Linked DNA regions of Homo sapiens: regions 1 and 2 are each linked to region 3. A link is a loop called in an ENCODE intact Hi-C map of the cell type or tissue named here. Cell type or tissue: K562. All regions are shown on one strand. Links, peaks and the distances in the headings refer to the core of each region. The heading gives the core; the rest is flanking DNA.

The links. Peaks named below come from ENCODE experiments on the same cell type or tissue, not always from the same donor. Only the 100,000 strongest peaks of a DNase experiment are listed, where the experiment ranks them.
Region 1: a loop joins it to region 3, with 5 times the contacts of the local background. A loop is called at or near these places in 9 of 110 quality-filtered maps.
Region 2: it touches region 3 in a loop (5-fold over the local background); 50 of 110 quality-filtered maps call a loop at or near these places.

What each region holds. Positions count from the first base shown.
Region 1 is chr10:74,733,385-74,744,383 of GRCh38, reverse strand. It overlaps the pseudogene FAM32CP. Among named protein-coding and RNA genes, the nearest start is that of KAT6B, 88 kb to the left of the region's middle. RefSeq lists an enhancer at 4,974-5,063. In K562, for the core only: CTCF peaks have their summits at 5,312 and 6,095 (motif pointing right); a DNase peak (open chromatin) is centred at 5,283.
Region 2 is chr10:75,226,174-75,231,927 of GRCh38, reverse strand. It overlaps VDAC2 (voltage dependent anion channel 2), which reads right to left. Exons shown (of 10, transcript NM_001391963.1): 9 at 2,227-2,284; 10 at 480-1,030. The coding sequence ends at 939. Among named protein-coding and RNA genes, the nearest start is that of COMTD1, 6.9 kb to the left of the region's middle. RefSeq lists an enhancer at 4,948-5,701. In K562, for the core only: a CTCF peak has its summit at 1,169 (motif pointing right); a DNase peak (open chromatin) is centred at 1,177.
Region 3 is chr10:74,259,866-74,270,774 of GRCh38, reverse strand. The region is part of intron 3 of ADK (adenosine kinase); the gene reads right to left. Among named protein-coding and RNA genes, the nearest start is that of ADK, 110 kb to the right of the region's middle. In K562, for the core only: a CTCF peak has its summit at 4,586 (motif pointing left); a DNase peak (open chromatin) is centred at 4,574.

The DNA of each region.
Region 1 (10,999 bases), core at 4,264-6,763, 470 kb before region 3:
AACCACCCACTGCCGGGACAGAGCAGCATCCAGGGGAAGCAAAGGCCAAGTCGGGTTGCGTCTGTTTCCTCTGGTGTATTCTAGAAACTTTGCTTTACACACACCCCTACATCTTCTGCTACAAAGTGCTTTTCAAAGCCATGCACCCCATTCTGGAACTTCATTAAAGTAAGCCTGTCCTTTTACTCAGTTTAGGTTTCTTGGTAACACCTAGAAGATATATCCTTTTGGTTTGGATGGAAAGTTTCTAAAAGTTTATCCAGAGGTACAGCCCGTTTCTGCGTCCGGGCCATGTAAAAATATTTTACCTGCTAGTGGCATCTATAATAACGCTCTGAGGCCAACCAGCTGTCTTTGCTTGGATGAGACGGACCCCAGAGGATTGGAGCTAATGCCAGCGTGGCCTGCAGTGTGCAGACCCCCACGAGGCCTAGCGTGTGCACCCTTCGAAACTCCATCCAGCTTGGAGCTTATGCTGTTCCCTGCAGGCCCCGGGGAAGCCACTTGCAACTTTGCGGGCTTGACTTCCTCCTCAGCCACCTGGCCGGTGGGACGGCACAGCCTGGGTAGCAGAACAACTACCTAAGGCAAGGATGGGCTACACACCTTGTCCCTTTCTGAGCCCATTCCCTCCAAACCCCACACCCTTCCAGGTACCTCTAACGGGTATTGTCATGGCAGGCATTGCTCATGGATCACAGCATTCTTTGTAATGGAAGCCGGACACAGACTGTCTCTCAACCCTCAGCCCCAGGCAGCCTCTTGTATTTACTCAGAGTTGGTACATCACATGGAGCCTGTTTGGCATTCCCGCCCTAAGGACACCTCAGGGTGACAGGACCAGGGCAGAGCCCCAGCACAGGCATGGGTGCGGTCACCTGGGAGGCCCAGGTGGCAGTGCTAGAGGGCTAGGATCTTTGAGGGCCTGTGTGTCCTGGATGAGGCTGCATATGCTATTGGGAGAAACAGTCTCTGTTGACATAGACATTGAAAGAATAACAAAGACGGAAGAGAGAAACCAAGTGTGGAATTTGGGATTGTCCTATGTGAACTACAGAATAAAGCAAAAACCAGTTATTGAAAAAAAGAAAAAAGAAACAATTCTACACACAGTATTTCCAGGTCATATTTTTAAAGCCTTGACTGTCTTCTACATATATGAAGTCTTTGTTTACAGTGCTTATGTTATCATTATTTAAATTGTTGATAATCTGACCAGGCACAGTGGCTCTCGCCTGTAATCCCAGCACTTAGGGAGGCAGAGGCAGGAGGCTAGTTTGAGTCCAGGAATTTGAGACCTACCTGGGCAACATGGTGAGACCCCAATTCTCCACAAAAAGGAAAAAAAAAAAAAAAGACACACAAAAAAGTAAATTGTTGGTAACCCAGGAGATATTAAAAGGTATTTATTTTTTTTCTACTTTATCTGCATTTCTGTGTTTATTATTGAAAGTAAACCTTTCAGCAGGGTGTGGTGGCTCATGCCTATAATCCCAGAACTTTGGGAGGCTGAGGTGGGTGGAACATTTAGGTCAGGAGTTCAAGACCAGCCTGGCAAACATGGTGAAACCCCGTCTCTACCAAAAATACAAAAATTAGCCGGGTGTGGTGGCACACGGTGTAATCTACTTGGGCGGCTGAGGCAGGAGAATTGCTTGAGCCTGGGAGGCAGAGGTTGCAGCGAGCCAAGATGGAGCCACTGTACTCTAGTCTGGGCAACAGAGTGAGACCCTGTCTCAGAAAAAAAAAAAAAAAAAAGAAACATTTCTTTTTTATTCATATTCTTCTTTTGTGAATTGCCTTTTTTCCATTTTCCAAATGGAATGTATGCCTTTTTCCTTCTGCTTTGCAAGGGTGTTTTCTAAATTAAGGATATTAGGCCAGGCGTGGTGGCTCACACCTATAATCCCACAATTTTGGGAGGCCAAGATAGGTGGATCACCGGAGGTCAGGAGTTCAAAACCAGCCTGGCCAACATGGGGAAACCCAGTCTCTACTAAAAATACAAAAATTAGCCAGGCGTGGTGGTGCATGCCTGTAATCCCGGCTACTCGGGAGGCCGAGGCAGGAGAATCGCTTGAACCTTGGAGGCAGAAGTTGCAGTGAGCCGAGATGGTGCCACTGCACTCCAGCCTGGGCGACAGGAACAAAACTCCGACTCAAAAAAATAAAAAATAAAATAAAATTAAGGCTATTAATATTTTGTCAATCTTTTACGCTGCCAACATCTTGTCCCTGTTTGTGGTTTGCCTTGTTATTTTTTAAAAAATCAAATTTAAGTTTTAAATTTTTATGTAGGCAAATCTATGCATCTCTTATATTTTTCTTTAGGTATTATGCTTTGAAAAATCTTTACCACTCAAGATTATAGAAACACTTTCTATATTTTCTCATTATTCTGTTTATAGTATTTAAAAAAATAACTGATCTATTTGGAACTTTACCTTGATGATTGGCATGCAGTGGGGACTCCAGCTTAATTTTCCCCAACAGAAACCAATATTCCAGCATGATTTGCTTGCATAATATTTCCCTTCTCTGATTTTAAATGCTAACTTTATCATATGCAAAATACTGGTGTATATGTGAGTCTGTTTCCAGGTTTTAAATTTTATTTTACTGATCTGTCTATTCTATGCCAAATCTGTTTTAATTACTGTGGTTTTATGACAGATTTTAATAATTATGCAAAATCCCCTCATATTTCTTTTCTTCTGCAACAATTTACTGACTCGTCTCTCCCAAAATCTCTTTGAGATTTTAATGGACACTGCATTTCATTTATTAATTAGTTTGAAAAGAACTGACATCTTTTATTATTGCCTTTTCTCACACAGGTATGTGACATGTTGCGCATTTATTTATCTTCTGTTATGTACCTTGGCAAACTTTTGCTCTATTCTTCATTCAGATCTTATATACATTTTTAAAAGTTTATTCTTGGGTGAAATATGTGTGTGTGCATATACACACATATACATGCGTGTGCATGCATGTATATGTGCATGTACATATGTATATACACACATATGCACACATGTATGTGCATATGCATATATACACATACATACACGTATGCATGCACACATGTGTATATACACATATGTATGCATATACACATGTATATGTATTTATGTATATATGCATACATATATACACATATACACATATATACATGTATACATAGATGTATATGTATGGAATATGTATGATGTGTGTATACATACATAACACACAAACACGTGTATATTTGCTATAATTTGTACTTGCATCAGATCTTTTTCTTCTTATTTTATTTTCGAACTGCTTATTAATAGTAATATTCAGTCACTCAACAAATACTTATATGCTACTGTGTGCCAGGCACTGTGCCAGACACAAGGACCATACTAGTGTACAAAACAGACACGGTCTATATATACTATTGATCATTTCTAAAATATTGATCATCCTTGCATTTCTGGAACAGGTTCTGCTTGGGTATGAAATATTATTTTAGTATATTGTACTAATGAATTAAATTTGCTAGTATTCCATTTAGGATGTGTGTTTATAAATTCCATATAAATAGCCTAAGTGAGACTAAGCTGTCTGGCTTGAGGTGTGTGTGTGTGTGTGTGTGTGTGTGTTTGCGCACGTGTGCATGTATCTGGTTTTGGTGGAAGGGTTATGTTAGCTTGTGAAGTAAACTGGAAACTTTCCGTTATTTCTCTATTTTATGTAGCATTGGAATTGTTTCATTCTTACTCCTTAACAATCACATTAAATTATAATGTTCAAACTAGAAGACTCGAACTGAGAAAAGGCCCCAGTTGTCCTACATCTCAAACCTTTGAAAGAATTTATGGAAATGGGATAGAATGGAGGTTTACACAACAAGACACCAGATGACAAGACATGACTTTCTTGTTTTGGTCCTGTCCCCTCAAAGGGGACCAGCGGCCTTGTATGTTCACTTCTTGAAAGGACTGACTTTTTTCCCAGGGAGGAAAAGTGTGCCCTCATCTTCCAGCTGTTTGATACTCCTGGCGAGTGCAGGACTGGACTGATGCTGCGAGGCAGGGGATAACGGATTGGCTTTGTACAAGGTAGGTAGAAAACTCCAGTGACAGCAAGCTGAGGGCAAAACACAGCACCATTACTGTTCCCGTCTCACAGAACCTGCAGATAGCCGACACAAATAAGAGCTCCATATCTCCCACTTGTCTTCAGCCTTTGTGTCTTTCTGAATTTCTATAACTATAGCTGAATCTGTCAGGCCAGTTCCATGTCCACGGCAGAGTGCAACATCAGGGCCAACATGTGAGCCCCAAAGTCCTGATTCTGTGATCTAATATAATACCTCCCATCATGTTTTTATTTATATCCCTAAATGTGTCTTCCAATTTTTTTTTTTTCAAGACCAGTTCTCACTCTGTCGCCCAGGCTGGAGTGCAGTGGTGCAATCTTGGCTCACTGCGACCTCTGCCTCTGGGGTTCAACCAATCCTCCTGCCTCAGCCCCCAGAGTAGCTGAGGTTACAGGTGTACACCACCACGCCTGGCTAATTTTTGTATTTTTTGCAGAGACGGGGTTTAGCCATGTTGGCCAGGCTGGTCTTGAACCTCTGGGCTCAAGTGATCTGTCTCCCTCAGCCTTCCAAAGTGCTGGAATTACAGATGTGAGCCACCGTGCCCAGCCCCAACTTTAAAATTTAAGAATCATTCCTCTTACTTATCTGAGAACCTTTTAAGTACATGGGGTCTCTACTTGCAAGCAGCTCATATATTAGTTTTCTATTGCTGTGTAACAGATTGCCACAAACTTAGTAGCTTAAAACAGCACCCATTTATTATCTCACAGTTCTACACGCACAAACGATTTTTATAAATAGAGACAGGTTGCCCAGGCTGGTTTCAAACTCCTGACCTCAAGTTACTCCCCCGCTTTGTCCTCCCAAAATGTGGGGGTTACAGACGTGAGCCACCGCGCCTGGCCTCTCACAGTTCTGTAGTCAGAAGTCTGGTGGGTGGGCTTGGCAAGGTACTGTCCTTAGGGTCTCTAAATGCTGAAATCAAGGTGGCAGCAGGGCTTTGTTACTTCCTGGAGGCTCTGGGAAGGAAACTGCTAACAAGCTTATTCAGGCTGTTGGTCAAATTCAGCTCCTTGTGGTGCTAGGGCTGAGGTCCCGTTTCCTTTCTGTTGGCCTTGAGCCTCTTGAGGTTTCCTGTGCGCCTGGTCACGTTGCCCCTTCACCTTCAAAGCCAGCAAAGGCTCACTAACTCCTTCTCAAGCGTTGAATCTCTCTGACTTCTGCCTTATCTCTCCTGCCTCCTGCAGGAGAAAGTTCTCTGCTTTTAAAGGCTCACATGATTAGACTGGGCTCACTGGATCACCCAGAATAATCTCTGTATTTTAAGAACTGTCACCTTAATTACATCTGCAATGGCCCTTTTGCATGTTACATAATGTACTTACAGGTTGCAGGGATTGGGACATGGATCTTTGTGGGACCATTATGCCTGTCAGAGCTTTTATCTCTTTGTTTTCCATATAGAATATTTTAGGATAATTTTTTTCCCTTTATGTTTTTATTTTATTTTTGAGACAGGATTTCCCTCTGTCACCCATCTGGAGTGCAGTGGTGCAATCACGGCTCACTGCAACCTCTTCCTTATCACGGCTCACTGCAACCTCTTCCTTCCAAGCTCAAGAGACCCTCCCACCTCAGCCTCCCAAGGAGCTAGGACTAATACAGGCACATGCCACCACGCCTGGCTAATTTTTGTATTTTTTGTAGAGATGGGGTCTCCCTATGTTGCCCAGGCTAGTCTTGAATTCCTGGGCTCAAGCAATCCTCCAGCCAAAGTGTTGGGATTACTGGCATGAGCCAACTTGCCTGGCCAATTTTTTCCATTTAAGAGGAAATAGAAGACAGCTCCATCCTTTTGGAAAAAATGAACTGCCAGACACCATCAGGCCCCAAATTCACACAGCCATCATGCATTCAGCCTCTAACCATAAGTCCTTGATTCTGGCCTCAAACTCAGTAAAATTCATTTGTGCATTTAAGACTTGAGGCAGCCAAATTTTGACACACCATTAGGTGGCACTTGATTAGAAAGCTTGCTTCTGTCTGAACTTTCTCAAGGCAGCAATCCGACAAGAGGGCAAGGAAACTCTGAGGTCAAGGGCAGAGTAGGGCTGAGGTTCTTAGTGATTATGGGGAAGTCCTCACAGGCAAAAACTGTCCAAGACTTGAAAGTAATTTGTACATTCAAGTTGACTTTAGAGAACTTAAATATTACTTAGCAACTGTAAATAGACTATTTAAAAGCTTTTACACATGATATTTTAAGAAAGCATGGCATCAGCTGGGCATGGTGGCTCACACCTGTAATCCCAGAACTTTGGGAGGCTGAGGCGGATCGATTGCCCGAGGTCAGGAGATCGAGACCAGCTTGGCCAACATGGTGAACCCCGTCTCTACTAAACATACAAAAAATTAGCTGGGCATGGTGGCAGGTGCGTGTAATCCCAGCTACTAGGGAGGCTGAGGCAGGACAATTGCTTGAACCCGGAAGGCAGAGGTTGCAGTTAGCTGAGATCTCTAGCCTGGGCAACAAGAGCGAAACTCCGTCTCAAAAAAAAAAAAAAAAAAAAAAGCATGGCATCAAAAAAATCACTGTGTGTGTGTGTGTGTGTGTGTGTGTGTGTGTGTGTGTGTGTGTGTATTTTTTTTTTTTTTTTTTTGAGACAGAGTCTTGATCTGTTGCCCAGTCTGGAGGGTACTGGTGCAATCACAGCTCACTGCAGCCTCAACCTCCTGGGCTCAGGTGATCCTCCCACTTCAGCCTCCTGAGTAGCTGGGACTACAGGCGCATGCCACCACATCTGGCTAATTTTTGTATTTTTTGTAGAGACAGTGTTTCACCATGTTGCCTGGGCTGGTCTTGAACTCCTGGGCTCAAGCAATTCACCTGTCTCGGCCTCCCACAGTGCTGTGATTACAGGTGTGAGCCACCATGCCTGGCCACCACATTTGTCCTATGTTTAAAATGAGCAAATATTCAGGCCGGACATGGTGGCTCATGCCTGTAATCCCAGCACTTTGGGAGGCTGAAGCGGGTGGATCATCTGAGGTCAGAAGTTCGAGACCAGCCTGACCAACATGGAGAAACCCCATCTCTACTAAAAATGCAAAAGTAGCCTGGTGTGGTGGCACATGCCTGTAATCCCAGCTACTCAGGAGACTGAGGCAGGAGAATTGCTTGAACCCAGGAGACGGAGGTTGCAGTGAGCCGAGATTGCACCATTTCACTCTAGCCTGGGTGACAGAGTGAGACTCCGTCTCAAAAAAAAAAAAGGCTATTATGGAGATTCATGCACGAGTTTATTTCTGAGTATGCACATATGTTTTTATTTCTTCTGAGCCGATATGGAAAGGTGGAATTTCTGGGTTAGATGGCAACTCCACATTTAGCTTTCTGAGGAACCGCTCAACTGTTTGCCAAAGTGGCTGCACCATTTTACATGATCAACACATACGTAATTTTAAAAATGGCTTCATTAACATGTGATTGACATACAATAAAATGCACATATATTAAGTGTATGATTTGGTAAGTTTTGGCTTATGAATACACTCATAAAACCATCACCACAATCACTTCAAAGTCATCTATCACTCCAAAAATTTTCCTTGTACCCCTCTGAAATTCATTCTTCCCATATCTCATGATACAATTGTGAGACCTGAATTTGAGTATTTGTTGTTACTGTTGTTGTTTTGCATAGGAAAACAATTGTACCAGCACCATTTGGATAGTCCTATGCAAAATGACAACAACAGCAAATACTTAAACTCAGGTCTCACAATCTGTATCATGTCTATCTCATATACAAAAAATTGTCTCCAAATGGACCATCTCTCCCCACTCCATCATTCCATTATTTCCAAGTAATCACTGTTCTTTCTGTCATTATGGTTTAGTATGCATTTTCTAAAGTTTTAAATAAATGCAATCCTATAGTATTTTTTTTGGTCTAGCTGTGTGTTTCCTCTTTGTCTGGCTTTTTCCACTGAGTGTAATTATTTTAAGATTCACCTAAGATGTTGACTGTCTCAATAATCCATTCCTTTTTATTGATGGGTAATATTCCATTGAATGTATATACCACAATTTGCTTACTCATTCCCCTGTTGGTGGACATTTGGGTTGTTTCCAATCTAGGGCTATTCCAAATGAAGCTGCTATGAACGCTCATGCACAAGTCTTTTGCAGACATATATTTCATTTTTCTTGGGTAAATATCTGAGTGGAATGTTTCTGTTACGTGATAGCTATATTAATATTAAGCATTTAAGAAACTTCCAAACTGCTTTTGAAATGGCTGTGCCATTATATATCCTCACCCGCAGTGAATGGGAATTCTAATTCCTTCACATCCTCACCAATACTTCGTACGGCCAGTCTCTTTTTTTTTTTTTTTTTTTTTGAGACGGAGCTTCGCTCTTGTTGCCCAGGCTGGATTGCAATGGCATGATCTCGGCTCACTGCAACCTCTGCCTCCCGGGTTCAAGAGATTCTCCTGCCTCAGCCTCCCAAGTAGCTGGGATTACAGGCGCCTGCCACCATGCTCGACTAATTTTTGTATTTTTAGTAGCAACGGGGTTTCACCATGATGGCCAGGCTATTCTCGAACTCCTGGCCTCAAGTGATCTGCCACCTCAGCCTCCCAAAGTGCTGGGATTACAAGCATGAGCCACTGCACCCAGCCCAGTATTTTTAATTCTATTGATTCTAATAGGTGTGAAGAGGTACCTCTCTGTGGGTTTAATTTGCACTTCATGAGGTCAAGTGTCTTTTCATGTACTTATTTGGTGAAATATGTGTTCAAATCTTTGCCTATTTATAAAATTGGATTTTTTTAAACTTTGGTTTTGAGAGTTTTTTAAAAATATGTATATAACAATACATATGTTATCTATATAAAATATACTTATATATAAAACAAAATATATGTTATATATATAAAAATATACTTATATATAAAACAAAATATATGTTATATATAAAACTATATACATGTATGTGTATATATATGTATATACATATTTTTGAGACAGAGTCTCTCTCTGTTGCCCAGGCTGTAGTGTAGTGGTGCGATCTCAGCTCACTGCAAACTCCACCTCCCAGGTTCAAGCAATTCTCCTGCCTAAGCCTCCTGAGTAGCTGGGATTACCGGCGTGCCACTATGCCGGCTAATTTTTTGTATTTTTAGAAGAGACAGGGTCTCACCATGTTGGCCAGGCTGGTCTTGAACTCCTGACCTCAAGTGACCTACCCACCTTGGCCTCCCAAAGTGCTGGGTGTTATACATTATTGATAGAAGTCTTTTATCAAATATGAGCTTTGCAAAAATATTCTCCTATTCTGTGGCTTACCTTTTCATATTCTTAATAGTTTCTTTTGAATAGCAGAGATTTTCAATTTTTATGAAGTCCAAAATATCAATTTGTCCTTTTTAGGATTGTGTTTTGGTATCATATCTAAATTTTTTTTTGCCTAATGGACGACCAAAATTTTCTCCAGTTTTTGTTTCTGTAGTTTTTTAGTTTTAGATTTTTAACAATCAATTGCCACATAATTAAAATTTCAGAAACCCATAGATTTATGATCAATTGTTTTTTTTCAACCAGGGTGCCAAGAAATAGCCTTTTCAACAAATAATGATGAAAAATTGGATATTCACATATGAAAGGAATGTGGACCTCTAACTCACACCATACACAAAAACTAACTCAAAATTACTTATAGATCTAAATTTAAGAGCTAAAACTATAAAACACGTAGAAGAAAATGCAGAATATTTGTGACTTTGGGCTAGGCAATGGTTTCTTAGATATAACAAAAGCACAAATAACAAAAGAAAAAAAAATCTATAGCTAAGTTAGAAACTTTTGTGCTACAGATGATACCATCAAAAAACTGAAAAGACAACTTACAGAATTGGAGAAAACATCTGCAGATCATATGAAGGAATTGCATCTAGAACATACAAAAATACAATTCAACAATTAAAAGACAAAAAAACCCCAATTTAAAAATGAGCAAAGGATTTGAAAGTACATCTGAAGAAGTTATATAAATGGTGAATAACACATGAAATGATGCTCAACACCATTAGTCATTAGGGAAATGCAAATCATAACCACAATGAATTACCACTTCGTATCCACTATGATGGCTATAATAATTTTTAAAACACAGAAAATTACAAGTGTTCGTTAATGAGGATGTGGAGAAACTGGAAACCTTGTACATTGCTGGGAATGTAAAATGGTGCAGTCACCGTGGAAAACCATTTGGTGGTTCCTCAAAAAGTTAAACATAAAATTACAAGACGACTCTTCAACTCTACTCCTAGACATATAATCAAAAGAATTGAAAACAGAGACTCAAGCAGATATTTGTATGCTAATGGTCATTGTAGCACTGTTCACAATAGCCAAACAGTGGAAACAACCCAGTGTCCATCAACTGATAAACAAAATGTACTGCACACATACAGTGGAATAGTATTCAGCCACAAAAAAGGAATGACATTCTGATACATGCTACATCATGGGTGAATCTTGAAAACATTATACTAAGTGAAATAAGCTAGACAAATATTGTATTATTCCACTTATAATATTTATAATAGGCAAATTTATAGCAACAGAAAGTAAATAATAGGTTACCAGGGGTTGGGAGTGAGGAGAGATGGGTAGTTAACAGGTGCAGAGTTTCTGTTTGGGGTGCTGGAAAAGTCTTGGAAATAGAAATAGTGGGGATGATTGCAAAACATTGTGAATGTAATTAGTGCCACTAAATTGTGCTCTTAAAATGGTTAAAATGACGGTCGGGCGTGGTGGCTCGTGCCTGTAATCCCAGCACTTTGGGAGGCCAAGGCGGGCAAATCACGAGGTCAGGAGATCGAGACCATCCTGACTAACACGGTGAAACCCCGTCTC
Region 2 (5,754 bases), core at 1-2,500, 960 kb before region 3:
CAGCCTAAAGGGGTTGTCTCTGGTCTCCTACCTATACCCACCTTTCAGTGTGTCTGCCTAGAAGGAAATGAGTAATGACCTCTCACAGTCCCTCAGGTTACCCTCACTGTCTACACCTTACTCCTCTTCTGTATGCTTAACACCATCTCACCAAACCAGGGCCTACTTTATGTTCCTAGCAGTAGCTCACAGGGGTATGGTGTGTTTGTGTAACTTTTCAGCACCTTCTCTTTTTCCTTTCAATGATGCAGGGCAATTCTGCACAGACTTACAAACTGTGCATGTAAAAGTGTAAAAGCATGTATCCTCTTATTGTAGTCTTAAAAAGCTCGTGGAATCTAGGGACACAGAAGATTCTGTGGCACAGATTTAGGTACAGAGCAAAATACTCACTGGAAAAATCAAGTATTGGCTAGCTACCACGGGGATTTGATCCTAGCTGGCAAACGTGGAACTCCGCAAATACTTGGAGCCATTAATTATGTATACTTGTTTTATTCATAATTTGTCATGTTCTGGGATACCAAAAGTAATAATGGCTGAACTTAACAAAATTTGTAACCTCATCTTAATATCCACTGATCCATCTCATTCAATGGTAACAGTCAATGTTTTCTAAAGGAACATAAAAACAAACATGCACACAATTGCACAGTTTTCATAAAGGTCTATTTCATTATTGGTGGGTAGCGCATTTAACAGTTAAATACATTTAAATAATGTATAGGTGACTGCAGGACTGCAGCATTGGTAACTAGATAACCAACTAGAAACCAGCTAACAAAGAACTGTCTAAATACTTAAAATACAGCTCTTGTTGAGATCATCCTTTGTTTTGATCATCTTCTTGGGGGAAAAAAGCCTGCTGCTGGTCACAATGGAAATATATTAAGGCCAAATCTTCTGATATCCATTCCCAAAGGTTTCTTTCAGCTGGATTAAGCCTCCAACTCCAGGGCGAGCCCAACCTTGTGGCCTCCAGCATTAATGCTCTTCCCATCTACCAGAGCAGAGAGTGTAAGCTTCACACCTATTAAGACAAAAAAACACAAAAACAAAAAACCGTGATGTACCTGGCACGTCACTCAGTCTGGGCCTTCTTTCACAGTCATCCCCAGAGCCTGCCTGTCACTTCCTCAGCCTGTCAGCTGACCTACTAGTGCTGGCCACCAGAGGGCGCTTGGAAGTATCTGAGACACCAGAAGAACTGGGTTACCATTCTAGCTAAGGCACCAAGTCACAGAGAAATGTTTTAATAACAACTTCAAAGTGTTCTAGAATATACTATAATGTTGAGTATACTATCCCGATGAAAAGAGACTAAAGACATAATCATAATTCGATCCTAGAAAGGAAAACCTACAATAAAGACACATTTGGGAACGGGGGTAAATCTGAATATGTATTTGGTATTACATTAATGTTAGTTTTCTTAGATGCGACAATGGTATTGTGCTTATAAAGAAAAATGTCTTACTCTTAGGATACACATGCTAGGGGCTGCCATGTCTGTATGTCTGCAAAACATACATTTTTTTAAAAGTATGTGAAGTTTCAGACATAAAATAAATGTAGTAAATGTTAATAATTGTTAATAAATTGTTAATAATTGGTCAATGCAAGGTAAGGACATATGATGTTCATTGTACCATTCTTCCAACTTTTCTTTAGGTTTCAAAATCACCAAAATAAACTTTGGGGAGGAAAATCCCTATCTGAAGGGGGAAGTCTCCAGTACTTTAAGCAGATTCCAAGATGAGTCATGTGCACTCTGAAGTTGGAGAAGCGCTGTTCTAGACACAGCACGCTTCAAAATATTATATAAAGTCAACAAGACTATAGGCAGAACCAAAGCAATGAGTGAACTTTGATCAACAAAATAAAAATTACTACAAAACATTTCAGATACAAGCGAGGAAACTGACAGGAAGTGGGTATTAAATAATAAGGAATCACTAACTTTCTTAGGTGTGATAGTATTATAGTTATGCAGAAAAGAAGAGACGGGCCTTATTCTGAAGAGAAGTGTCATGACCAAATGGCCCAGCAAAAAAAAAAAAAGCAAAGAAAAAGAAATAAAAAATTGTGGTAAAAGGTAAACACGTATTTATTGTACTCTTCTTTCAACTCTTCTGTGTGCTTGAAAGGTCTGAAAAGTAAGCTGAAGAATGAAAACTAAATTTTTTAATACTATCAAAACAATCCTACTTTATCAAGAATACTTACCAGGCCTCAGAGTCTGAGTATAGCCTACTCCAATTAAGCTAGAGTTGTTGACTTTTGCCTAAAATAAAATACAAAAACAACTGTAAGAAAAATATTTCAATAGAGACAAAGCCCCTACATGTTTCCCCATCATGTAATCATGAAGTGTTCAGTTTTATTCACGTGAGACAATAAAATTCAATATTATGTATTAAGCCAAACAAACCAGGTACTATTTAATTCGTATCCATTCAACTCAAAAATCAAATTCTCAGTAGGACACAATACTCTTGATAGCCACTGGAATGTATCCAAAGACCCCAAACTGTCCATACAGCACAAAAGCCTAAGCACTCTCATAAAAATCATCTTTGTTAATTCTAGTCTAGCACAACAAACCAGACCAAAATGTGGTACAAGTCAGGCTCACTAGAGGTGACACACAGCAGCCTTAAAGCACAGGGTATAAAGTTTAAATTCATGACTTAGTTACACACATTACTACTTCCAGGACTCTTCCTAAAGAATCAAAACCATGAATGTTTAAAAAAAAAAAAAAAATCTCCAAACGACAAGTAATTCCTCTGAAGAATCAGATCAAACAATCCTTTATCCTCACATTCTTACACCTCTCATAAATGCCGGTGCTGCTGAGTTCTGGCTGTATGTAACCACTGCGTTTGGGAGGAGGTCCCAGTGAGGTATCATGTACCAATCCAGGCCCCTGCCTTCCTTGCACAATCCCAACATTTTAGGACTTAGTTACCGACTTCAAGGGCTGGAATGAACCCTGAAGAGTAAGACATAGTAAAGAGTAGATTCTTTCTAGCTCCATTCTCTACCACCCCTAACATTATGAAGACACACCAGAGGCCAGGAACACCTGCCTTCATTTCCAGGGCCTAGGTTGCCTAGACATGCAACTTTGCTTTGCTTTCAGCATTCTGAGGGCTACAATATAAAGGTAACAAACAGACTATGTGACCAAAACAGATCTCCAAATGATTCGATGTCTATACTCTTATAATGTGTAACATCCAAAGAGCCCAATCCAGAGAAAGAAATGATGTAACTATACAGACACAAACCACATCCAAAACACCTGTATTCACTTGGCACTACAGCCAAATATTCATGAGCTACCAATGACCATCTAAAGAAAAAAACAGGCCTGGCGCAGTGGCTGACACCAGTAATCCCTGCACTTTGGGAGGCCAAGGCGGGAGGACCACTTGAGCCCAGGAATTCAACAGCCTGGGCAACACGGTGAGACCCCTGTCTGTCTGTACAAAATTTTCCTAGCTTGGTATGATGGTGCACACCTACCCAACTACCAGGGAAGTGGGGGGTGAGTGGAAGGATCTCAAGCCCAGGTGGCTGAGGGCACAGTGAGCTGTGATTGCACCAGTGAACTACAGCCTAGGCAACAAAGCTCAAAAAAAAAAAAAGAAAGAAAAATACCTCACTAATGACCATCTTGTACCCTACAAATAAGAGCCTCAGACAGCTGGATAGACATTCCTATTATTGGCCAGGCGCAGTGGCTCACGCCTGTAATCCCAGCACTTTGGGAGGCCGAGGCAGGCGGACCACAAGGTCAGGAAATCGAGACCATCCTGGCTAACACGGTGAAACCCCGTCTCTACTAAAAATACAAAAAATTAGCCGGGCGTGGTGGTGGGCACCTATAGTCCCAGCTACTCGGGAGGCTAAGGCAGGAGAAAGGCGTGAACCCGGGAGGCGGAGGTTGCAGTGAGTGGAGATCTTGCCACTGCACTCCAGCCTGGGCTACTGAGCGAGACTCCGCCTCAAAAAAAAAAAAAAGAAAGAAAGAAAGAAATTCCCATTATTGGCCGGGCTGGGTGGCTCATGCCTGTAATCCCAGCACTTTGGGAGGATCACAAGGTCAGGAGTTCAAGACCAGCCTGGCCAAGATGGTGAAACCCCGTCTCTACTAAAACTACAAAAATTAGCCAGGCACGGTGGCAGGCGCCTGTAATCCCAGCTACTCGGGGTGCTAAGGCAGGAGAATCACTTGAATCCGGGTGGCAGAGGTTGCAGTGAGCAGAGCAGAGATCGCACCACTGCACTCCAGCCAGGGTAACAAAGTGAGACTCTGTCTCCAAAAAAAAAAAAAAAAAAAAATTCCTATTATTTAACAGTAAGAGTTAAACCATGAAACTGTGATAAGGAGTAGAAAAAATAAACTCAGTTTCTCCCTCTATACTCTCATAAGGCCTAGGGAGAATTTCCCACACATCAAGCAAACGATTCTGCAGCAGACTCCAGCTAGATGTTCTCTAATTCAATTCTGATACTATCTACCTGGAGAGAGAGCATCGGATCACACAGGTTCAGGGCTCAGTTTCATAAAACTGCCCCGCCCTCATTTTCAATGCTAACTGAAAGCTCCAGGTTCTTTTGCCTCTGCTTCTTACAGACTGGTTATAAACTGGGGTTCCCACAACCCCCTGGGGTTCAAGTAATTTCCTAGGGTGGCACACAGAACTCAGGGACTAACACATTTACCAGTTATATAGGATATTTTAAAGGATATAAATGAACAGCCAGATGAAAAGATACTTATATATCTTTTCCTTTATAGGTGAGGTCTTGAAGGGTCCCAAGCACAGGAGCTTCCATCCCTGTGGAGCTGGGGTGCCCCACCCTCCCATGACATGAATGTATTATTGTTTACCTTCCTGAAGGCCCCCTGGACTCAGTCCTTTGGGTTTTTACAGAGACTTCATTACAAAGGAGACTTCATTACAAAGGCACGATTAATTAAATCACTGGCCACTGGCTCAACCTTTAGCTACTATGCCCTCCCCAAGGCAGAAGGTTTGTTCCCTAGCAACCAGCACCCCCTACCATGTGGCCATCTAGGGACTATCCAAAAATCACCTCATTAACATAAGTTCAGATGTGGTTGAAAGAGGCCTGTTAAAAATAACAACATAGCCCAGGGCGCAGTGGCTCGTTCCTGTTACCCCGGCACTTTGGGAGCCAAGGCAAGTGGATCACCTGAGGTCAGGGGTTGGAGACCCACCTGGCCAACACGGTGAAACCTCATTTCTACTAAAAATACAAAAATTAGTCGGGCTTGGTGGCAGGCACCTCCAAACCCAGCTACTAAGTAGGCTGAGGCACGAGAACTGCTTGAACCCGAGAGGCGGAGGTTGAGGTTGCAGTGAGCAGAGATGGTGCCACTGTACTCCATCCAGCCTGGATGACAGTGAGATTTCATTAAAAAAAAAAAAAAAAAAAAAAACCCACAAAAGACTGTCTTTCACTTTTATGCTCTGGAGCTGTTTCAGGAACCGAGGACAAATGGCCAAATATCTCAACAAAATACACTCTTACGGCTCTAGTCACTTGGGAAATTGCAAGGGTTATAGAAGCTGTGAGCCAGGAACTTGACAAAAACCAAAATATATACACCATAGTATCATAGGCCACCCCCTGGTTTCAAACAGGGATCCCTTACAGCAAAAAGGTCCATATATCTGTCAAGGATGTTTACACTTGTTGCATTTATATAACAGACAT
Region 3 (10,909 bases), core at 3,628-6,127:
ATTCTCAAACTCTTAGTCTTTTAATAAAAGATCAATAGACATCTAATATTGATGCCCAGACTCTACTGTAAATTCAAAAGCATTTCTACCAATGTCTCCTACTGTACTTACGTTCAATTGCTAAGGCCAGCAGTTCTCAAAGCATAGTCTAAGGACTACAAGGGTCCCACAAAATCTTTTCAGGGAACCAACAAGGTTAAAACTATTTGCTTTGCTGGGTGCAGTGGCTCACACCTGTAATCCTAGCTCTTTGGGAGGCCGAGGTGGAACAATGGCTTGAGACCAGGAGTTCTGGATCAGTTCAATATATTACAACAGATGGCAGGCAGAAGCAGATGAAAATCCAGCTGTCTTCTACTAAGTCAGACATTAAAGAGATTTGCAAAAAGCAATACCATTCTTTTAACTATTTTTTTCTGGTTTAGAAAATATCATTATTTTCCAGAAAAATGTGTTTATGCTAGCAAATACTGGGTTTATTACAGTTATCTTTAAATGTATTGAATATTTTCAACCGTTTCCATTTTAATTTCTAATATTGTAATTATCAATAGATATAACCCACTAAGCAATAGCACTTTGGGGCATAGGCACATTACTTTTCACATGTTTAATCACTTGCTTTATTCTTCAAAATAACTCCTATTGTTGAACAAACCAATTCTTCACCATTTAGTTTATTTAAAACTTTCTCTGCTTTTAATTACCATCGGACTAATATCTCTCCCTATTAACATGTCACATTCTTATCACTTTTATTTATTTATTTATTTTTTTGAAATGAAGTCTGGCTGTGTTGCCCAGGCTGGAGTGGAGTGGCATGACCTTGGCTCACTGCAATTTCCACCTCCTGGGTTCAAGCGATTCTCCTGCCTCAGCCTCCCGAGTAGCTGGGACTACTGGCACGTGCCACCACGCCCAGCTAATTTTTTGTATTTTTAGTAGACACAGGGTTTCCCCATGTTGGCCAGGCTGGTCTTGAACTCCTGAGCTCAAGTGATCCACCTGCCTTAGCCTCCCAAAGTGCTGGGATTACAAAAGATATACTTGAACTCCTGAGCTCAAGTGATCTGCCTGCCTTGGCCTCCCAAAGTGCTGGGATTACAGTGAGCCACCATACCTGGCACATTCTTATCACTTTTACACCTATATAACACAATATTCTTAAAAATAAATAGCAACTAAAGCACAAATACAACAAACATAGTACAGAATAATAAACACAATAACCAACCATAAAATGACCAGCCAGGTCAGTATACACTATTTTTGGTCTCATGTGGTTTGTGTCTATAAAATATGGTGAAAATTAGTAAAAATAAGTTCTTTATATGTTACACTGATACTTCTCAAATCTGAATAAAAGACACCAGTATAAAGCTGCTTGTAGCTAACCAGAGTTAAATATGCCATAAGTCAAATAATGATGTATCACTATATTATAAGGAAATGATTAGTTCTATTCCATCACTATCAAGAGTTTCATATGTATTGTTAGTTATTGGAAATGTAGGTTACTAAATCTCTAGTGTTCAAACAGTTTAAAAACAATTAAGGAGGCTCTTTTCTTGAGACTACACACGCATTAACCCAAATAGATTATAAGAGTGTTATAGTTGGTGGGGAAAAAAATTATGATAAATACAAGCAATATTTTCTAATAAAGATGAATGTTAATAGAAAAATTAATGTTACATTTAAATATAATTTGAATATTGTGTACAACAATGAAGCACTTTAATTAAAAAACAAGTTTAAGCCATACTTAATCATTCATCTTTCTCCCTTGCTGCCAACTTCCTTTTATTCTTCAAACACATGAAGCAGTTGATATTATTTCCCCAAACAATAAAACCATTTATCATAATTTCACTACACTTACTGCTACTCCTTAAAGATAATTTATATTTCCCCACATAGATTAATTGTAAAAATCTTACAGAAGCTAAATCTGCACATTAAGTACTAGGATAAAAATACTGGCAAGTCATGAATTGGACAATATCTACCAACTGTCATTTTCAGCACTGAAAGCGGTAATCAATAAATCAAACTGATAATCTGAAAATTGATCATTCTACAACATCTGTGATACTTACAGATTATAGGCTAATTTAAAACATATAGCAAAGACTGATAAAATCCAAACATGTCTGGGTAATAACCATGCTTACAAGTGGACTAACATTTCTGTAATATCTAATATATGCCAGGCACTAGGCTAGGTATTTCACACACATTATCTTATTTTATCATCACCATAACTATATCAATAGTTGTATCAACAATTTTGCCAGTGAGGAAATGGACTCTGAGAAGTCACACAACTAATAAGTAGCACAAATGAGATTAAAGTAAAAACAAATTCTAGTGAAATAAAATCAATAGTGTAAGAACAGCTTAGCCAAAAAAAAAAAAAAGTTTTTCATGTGTTGGGGGGTGTTGCTGTTTCTTAAAGATATGGTGACTTGCTCTGTTGCTTAGGCTGGAGTGCAGTGGCGCAATCGAGCTGCAGCCTCGAACTCCTGGGCTCAAGCAATCCTCCTGCCTCAGTCTCCTGGGTAGCTAGAACTACAGGTTCATGCCACTATCTCTGGCTAACTTTTAAATATTTTGTAGAAATGGGATCTCATTATGCTGCCCAGAGCGGTCTCAAACTCCTGGCTTCAAGTGAACCTCCCACCACAGCCTCCCAAAGTGCTGGGATTACAGGTGTGAGCCACCATACCTGGCAAAGAAAAACAGCTTTAAGATGACTTCCTTAAAGAAATAAGTGCAATTTTACAACCATTCTTTATTTCCCTAATAAGATCCAAATTTTCTTTGGGGAATCATCCCTTCAACACTCTTAATCCATAAATTTCCAGCAGTGTTAACTCTATCTCCAGTTGCAGAGTAGATATGGAACCCAAACAAGCCAAAGAGGCCTAATATGACATAATCCTACACCTGTTTTTAGAGCCACTAAAACAGACAGACAGACACACACACACACACACACACACACACACACACACACAAATAAGGATATAAGCCAATAGCTGATGGCAGTACCCTACCTCTAGAAGATGAGGTGAAGAGGGTCCAAATAAAATTATTTGAACCTCTGCATCAAGCTTCACCTAAAATCAGCCATACCAACATCTTTTTAGATATGTGATCCAATAATTTCCATTTACTTAAGCCAGTATGAGTTAGGGTTTCTGTCACCTGCACGATACACATATCAACAAAAATTTAATGGTGTAACTCATCTCCAGAAATCAAATAATGCACTTAATTATTCCCAATCTGGAATCTTAAAAAAAAATGTAACAGGAATCAAGGAATCATCTTCAATACAGTCATTCCTCAGTATCTTTGAGGGATCCAGGACCCAACTTGGATACCAAAATGCACACATACTAAAGTACCACAGTTGGCCCTGTTGAACCCATAGATCCAAAAAGTTGGCCCTTCTCTCCATATACACAACTTTCACATTCCTTGAATACTGTATTTTCCATCCATTTTTGCTTGTAGATGCCAAACCAACCCATATAGAGGGCCAACTGTATTTACTGGAAAAAAACTAATATAAGTAGGTGCATGCAGTTCAAACCTGTGCTGTTTGAGGGTCAACTGTATTTGCATATAACCTGCATACATCCTCCCCAAACTTTAAATCATCTCTAGATTACTAACAATATCTAATACAATGGAAATGTATGTAAACTTTTGTCATATTGTTTAGGGAATATTGACAAGGAAAAATGTGTACATGCTCTGTACACAGGCAATTTCTTTTTCCCTAATATTTTCTTTCCACGGTTTAATCCACCAATGTGGAACCCATGGATATGTATTTCAAAAAAATTCAGTGGAATTGTACATTGACCTAGGAAAAGGCCACTAAAGCTTATTAAAACACCAAGTTCCTTCTGATTATATAATTTCAATATGAAAATTTCAATTATCTTTTTTAATATGAATTTTAAATGAAAATACCTTTTTATATACAACCTTTAAAATTAGAAAGAAATGAACTATTACTTTTAAAACACAGTTTATTTGGTGGACAAACTTCTTTACAATGCAAATTCCAGAAAATTTTTCAAAATGATCACTGGAGAAGAAAATATCAAGAACTATAATATACTATGGGTTATACTCAATAAGACAATTCGCTCATTTACTATACAAGCAGTGCCTTTTTTTTTCTTCTTTTTTTCTTTTTTTTGAAGCAGAGTCCTGCTCTGTCACCCAGGCTGGAGTGCAGTGGCGCGATCTCCGATCACAGCAACCTCTCCTTCCCCGGTTCAAGCAATTCTCTGCCTCAGCCTCCTGAGTAGCTGGGATTACAGGTGCCCGCCACCACGCCAGGCTAATTTTTGTATTTTTAGTAGAGACGGGGTTTCATCATGTTGGCCGGGCTGGTCTTGAATTGCTGACCTCGTGATCCACCCACCTCGGCCTCCCAAGGTGCTGAGATTACAGGCGTGAGCCACTGTGCCCGGCCGCCTTTCGATCTTTCTATTCTGAGGTTACTGAGCCTCCAGAGACTTCAAATAAGCAGTCTAAGACTAATGGCACCACCTAGCGTCCTGTACTGGTCACTATCTGACTCACTGTCTTCTACTTCCTTTTGCTGCTGGACATAGGCTAGTCTTCTTCTATTGCTGTTTTTCTTTAGTAATCCTTCCAAAAGTCATTTATGTCTCATTTATATATACATACACATCAACACATCATCCTTAAGTCTCCTTCTCTCATCCCTCTCTCTGCAATTGTCCCATTACTTTAGGAACAACTATTTAGTATGCCCTTGATCTTTCCCAGGTACTTGGTCCTTAACCTATATTATCATCACAAGCACTTTATAAACCTAATAGAACCTCTACTCACATGCCCTAGATCCCCTAAATCTCAGATAATTGAACAGGTACTGCAAATCTAAAACCAATTTGCCTGATTACTACCCATATGACCCATATACTTTTTTAAAAAAATATTTTCATACAATGGCCAAACTACAAATCCAATTTATAAAAATTGGTGGTAAATGAATCAGTTATATCTCAAAAGAAAACAAATGGCATTAAAAGTGAAAATTAGATTTTAAGTGAGGCTCAATTCACCACTTGAAAGTGTATAGAAGTTCTGACTTTGATAAAGTGATTGTTTTTCACTCTTTTGTAATTAAGTTGCGCTTTTCTCAAATATCATCACAGAAAAAAATGTTATTGTTCACATCTGCTGGTTATAATATCATTTTCTAGGCCAGGCACGGTGGCTCACGCCTGTAATCTCAGCCAGCACTTTTGGAGGCCAAGGCAGGTGGATCACGAGGTCAGGAGATTGAGACCATCTTGGCCAACATGGTGAAACCCCGTCTCTACTAAAATAAAAACAATTAGCTGGGCGTGGTGGTGCGCACCTGTAGTCCTAGCTACTCAGGAGGCTGAAGCAGGGGAATCGCTTGAACCCAGGAAGCAGAGGTTGCAGTGAGCTGAGATTGTACCACTGCACTCCAGCCTGGTGACAGAGCAAGACTCCGTCTCAAAAAAAAAAAAAAATTGTAGTATTTTATATTATAAATTCCAATATTATAGCTTATCATCAGCTAAATCAATTTTGGGAAGAGGGCTTGGACCTAAATTATCACTGTTATTTTCATTTTAAGAAAATTTGGCCAGGTGTGGTTGCTCACAACTGTAATCCCAGCACTTTGGAAAGCCAAGGCAGGAGAATCATTTGATGTTCAAGACCAGTCTACCCAACAAAGCAAGACCCTGTCTCTACAAAAAATAAAGAAAAAAATAGGTACTTTGACAAAAAGGAAAATTCAACTGAAACATTGGTATAGGGACAAATAGACCAATGGAACAGAATTAGAACCCAGAAATTGACCCCCATGCAAACAAAAAACTATTAAGGCAATGAAGTTTTCAGAAAATTATACAAAGATAATTGGTTATCCATATGCAAAAAAACTCAAGTCTCCAACTCTACCTCACACCATACACAAAAATTACATACTACCAGATGAAAGATCTACCTCTGCAAAGCACATATGGGAAACTCTGACCTTAGAGTAGGAAGTAATTTCTTAAATAAGGCATAAGAAGATAAAGCATTTTTAAAAATTGATAATGTGATTACATTTCATTTTAAAACTTGTGTGAGGCAAAAGACACCACAAAATGAAAGACAAGTCACATACTAGGCACAGATATATGGCAAATATAATCAAAGAATTTGTATCCATAAAATACAAAAAAAACTCATGCAAATCAGTAATTTAAAATATCTCAAAAGAAAAAATGAGTAAAGGACATTAAGAGGCAATCACAAGATGAGAACTGTAAAAGGTAAACACATGTATAAGAAAAAAGGCTCAGCCTCACTATATATTTTCAAAATTCAATTAAAACCACAATGAGATACAGTTCACACCTACAAAACAGAAATTAGAATTTCTGTTTATACCAATTCTTAGCAAGACAATTGAGAAAGGGAATGCTCAGATACCACTGGAAAGAACAACTCAGCAACATCTACTGAAGTGCAACATGTGCAAGCCCAGTGACACAACAATTCCACACACAGGTATAAACCCCAAGGAGCACTAGCCTATAAAACTTTTTATGATAATGGAATGATTCCATATCCACAATATCCAATACATTACTCACTAGTTACATGTGGCTATTAAACACTTTAAATGTTGCTAGTGTAACTGAGGAACTGAGTTAATTTTAATTAATTGAAATTTAAACATCCACATATTTAAAATACAGTCCTCAAGAATCTTTCACATATGCATAAACAGATCAGTACAAGAACCTTAAACACAGTAGTGTTTCTAATACTGAAAAACCTGTAATTCCTCAACCAAAGAATAAATTGTGATGTATTCATACAAGTCTATACAGGTGAAAATAAATTACATATAAATTACGTGCATTAACAGGGAAAAATCTAAAAATTCAATGTTACACGAAAAAGCGAGCCGAAGGAGAGGCACTGTAAAATATGTTTTAGAACACGCAAATCAATACTTCATATTGCTTATGAATATATACACATATATTTTAAGCACTAAGAAAAGCATTACAGCTAAAAACAAAACTGGAACACCAGTGAACTTTGAAATAAGACAGAAAATGGGCTGAAGACAGGTATACAGAGAACCCCAGATGTACTTGTAATGTATTCCCCTTTTACCATTTGGGTGGAAGACTCTGCCCACCCAAATCTTCAACAAATCTAAGTGTTGACAGATTGGGTACATGGGTGTTTGTTTTAGTACTGCTAGTTTGTTCTACATAAAGTATTTCATAAGGAAAAACTAAAAGTAAGAAAATTCATGCTACAAACTGTAGAACATCACTAGCAAGTTTGAGAGGTTCCTGTTTATTCTTTAATTTCTCTCCATCTCACACAGCTTACTAACATCCATCACTAAGTACAATGAAATCAAATTTGTGAAGGCCTAAAACACCCAACCGTATTTTCATGATGAAGCATAGCCTGTCACTAAAAATGTTTTCTATTTCCTAGTAAAAGCAGTAAAAAGCAAAGTTTCTCTTTTTCTTATGGCTTTCGACATCAAATTCAATTCCCCTGTGCAGTATATGTGGAAATCAAATATTTGGGGTGGGAGACGAGGCAGGGAGAAAACTTTGCTATTACCTGTGGGATAATTCATGGATTCCTAAACCAGGCCATTTAGCCATGAGGTCAATATAACATATGTTTTAAATAACATTTAATCTACTCTGCTGAACTCTTTAGTAAATGTTTATGTTTTGCAACAATTGAAGAATTCAGAGGATTACATATTAGGTATTTCTGCCACAACAAGACACTCTGTTCTCTCCTAATATAAAAAATCAAAAGCTAGTAAATGTATTCATGAAAACATAAACAAGCAAGCATCACAGTCCATTCAAAGAAAGCCTGTCTCCAAAAGTTTTCTTGAGTTAGTCAATATTACTATTGAAAAGCACAAATACATGTTTTATCAATTACACTCCTACTTATCCCTAGAATTGTAAATCCCATGACAGCAAGTACAGTATCACCTTTGTATTCCCAAAGAGTATCACAACATGACTGAATGAATAAATGAATACATGAATGAAGCTACCTGTTTATTCATCAGTATGAAATGGGTTCTATGTTGGTTTGTTGTGCTTCATGACTAAGACAAAAATAATATGAAAAACTAGAAATAAACATGCTTGATAAAGCCATTCTAACTCAATATTGAGGTATCACACCAGAATCTGAAGTTCAGGTAGGAGAATCTCAAAGCTTCTTCCTCTCCTTGCCTTCCCTGCCCCACCCTCTACCTCTCAGAGAAAGTAATAAGATAAAAGCCATGTATATCTTACAGAAGAACTGGCACAATTATATAAAAGTACATGCAAAAAAGATAATATATGTGAGGAGTTTTTTTGTTTTTTTTTTTTTTTTTGAGATGAAGTCTCACTCTTGTCATCCAGGCTGGAGTGCAATGGCGTGATCACAGCAACCTCTGCCTCCCAGGTTCAAGCGATTCTCCTGCCTGAGCCTCCCACGTGGCTGGGATTTACAGGCACCTGCCACCATACCCAGCTAATTTTTGTACTTTTAGTAGACACAGGGTTTCGCCATGTTGGCCAGGCTGGTCTTGAACTCCTGACCTCAGGTGATCCACACACCTCGGCCTCCCAAAGCACTGGGATTACAGGTGTGAGCCACCACACCCGGCCCATGAGTGTTTTTTGTGGTGGAAAACTTGAAAAATCCAGTGTCTATTAATAGAAAACTGGCTAATAAAAATAACTCATAGCTCTAAAGAAAATAGTAGAGAAGAAATTTCAAAAACCTGCATGAATGGCAGGAAGAACATTTAAGTCTCTGGACTATAAGGGCCCATTACATGCTCAGAACAATGAAAAAAAAAAGCCATAATAAGAAAAATCACATTGAGAAATGCCAGAATACCAGGAGGAAAGAGGAGATTCTAAGAATGTCCAAAGAGAAAAAAATAGGTCACATATAAAGAATCAGCAATCAGTGTGGCATCAAACTTCACATAGGAAACACTGGTTGCTAATGGAGCAAGGCCTTCAAGTTTCTGAGGAATAATTATTTTCAATCTGCATTTCCAGACTTAATTGAAATACCAACCTATGTAAAGGTAGAATAAAGACATTTTAGACCTACATGTATGGAAAAATTTTATTTCTCACATATTCTTTTCTCAGGAAGCTCTGGAGAATGTGCTTGAGCAAAACAAGGGCATAAACTAATAAGACTAAAAACAATCAAAAAGCAAATTGTCCCCCAAAAGAGCAACAAAGGGAAGTCCCAGGATCAGAGCTGAAAAGAGTAAGACAACTCCTTGGTAAAGTAGAATAGAGGGCTGAAGGAGAGAAACTTCCAGGAAAAAAAATTATTGAGTTTCGAACCTATGATAAACAAAGAAAAATTAATGGGAGGTGCTGGAGAGATCTGCTGAAACACTGAGGGGGGAGATTAGCAAATTAGCCAATAGGAAACCAAGCAAATGAATAAACAAGGCTATAAATAATGTGGTGGGAAAGGGGGACCAAATATTTGTTTAAGCAAATGAATGTAATGTGCTATATTACAGCACTCAATACTTACATAGTCACTATAATATAAATAACGATTATAGACTGCTTATAGATTGAACCAAAATTATTATATAACTTTTCAGAACTGGGTGCACAGGTATATAATATGATCTGTATCCCAGGCCCCAATAAAAAGGTCAATAGATAACATCTAAAATTGGTTAATCAGAAAAGCTGAATACACATATTATTTAGGAATAAGCTAGTATCAGAAAGAACAAACTAACAGTATTATAAGTTGCCGCTTCTGGAGAACCCAGGGTAGGATAGGAGACTGTTATATTTTATTGTAAACTTTTGGCACTAATCAGTTTTTATCCACATGTGAGAATTACCTTAACACAAACAAGTTCTTAGCATTATCAACTTCGATGATATTTAAATTAATGGAAGAAACAGTAAGCAGGGAACACAGTTAACAAAACATAAAATATAAATTTACCTGAATTATTTGAAGTTTAAAAATAACCAATTTAGGAACGAAAACAGTGATCACAACTTGGAAGGATGGAGAAAAGGTAGAAGTGGTGTGAGATAAAGAGTCACCTAATCACAGAACACAGAAGAGCAAAAGCATTGAGAAATAATTTCTAAGGCTGGGCACAGTGGCTCACGCCTATAATCACAGGCCAAGGCAGGAGGATCACTTGAGGCCAGGCATTCAAGGGACAACACAGCAAAACCCTGTTTCTACAAAAAAATTAAAAAATTAGCTGGGTGGAGTGGTGCATGCCTGTAGTCCCAGCTGCACAGGAAGCTGAGGCAGGAGGATGGCTTGAGCCCAGGAGTTCAAGGCTTCAGTGAGCTGTGATCACACCAATGTACTCCAACCTGGTGAGAGGGCAAGAACTTGTCTCTAATTTAAAAAGCAAAACAAACAAACAAACAAAAGAATCTATAATTCTACTACAGGTTGAGACAACCACAATAAGCACTGAAAACAGAATCAGTTACAAGTGGCTGATTTTGGGGGGAGTGGGAACAGAGAAACATAGGGCAAGATTTTTCTTGTTTTTCATTATTAGACAGACCATCTGTTCTATTTGATTGTTAACCATGTACACATATTACCTTTGAAGGTTTTTTTTTTTAAATGGCCAAAGCTATAATGGGTCAGAGTCCTAGGGGTTCCCTGAAACTTGTTACTAAAACTCTCTCAAAAGGGTAAAATGCACTTAACATACATAGTCTTCAAAACTTAGAATATCCCTATCTAGAACATTCTTATAAAGGAATACAAGACGAGTGAGCAAAGAATTACTAATTTATTGGAAAGAAAG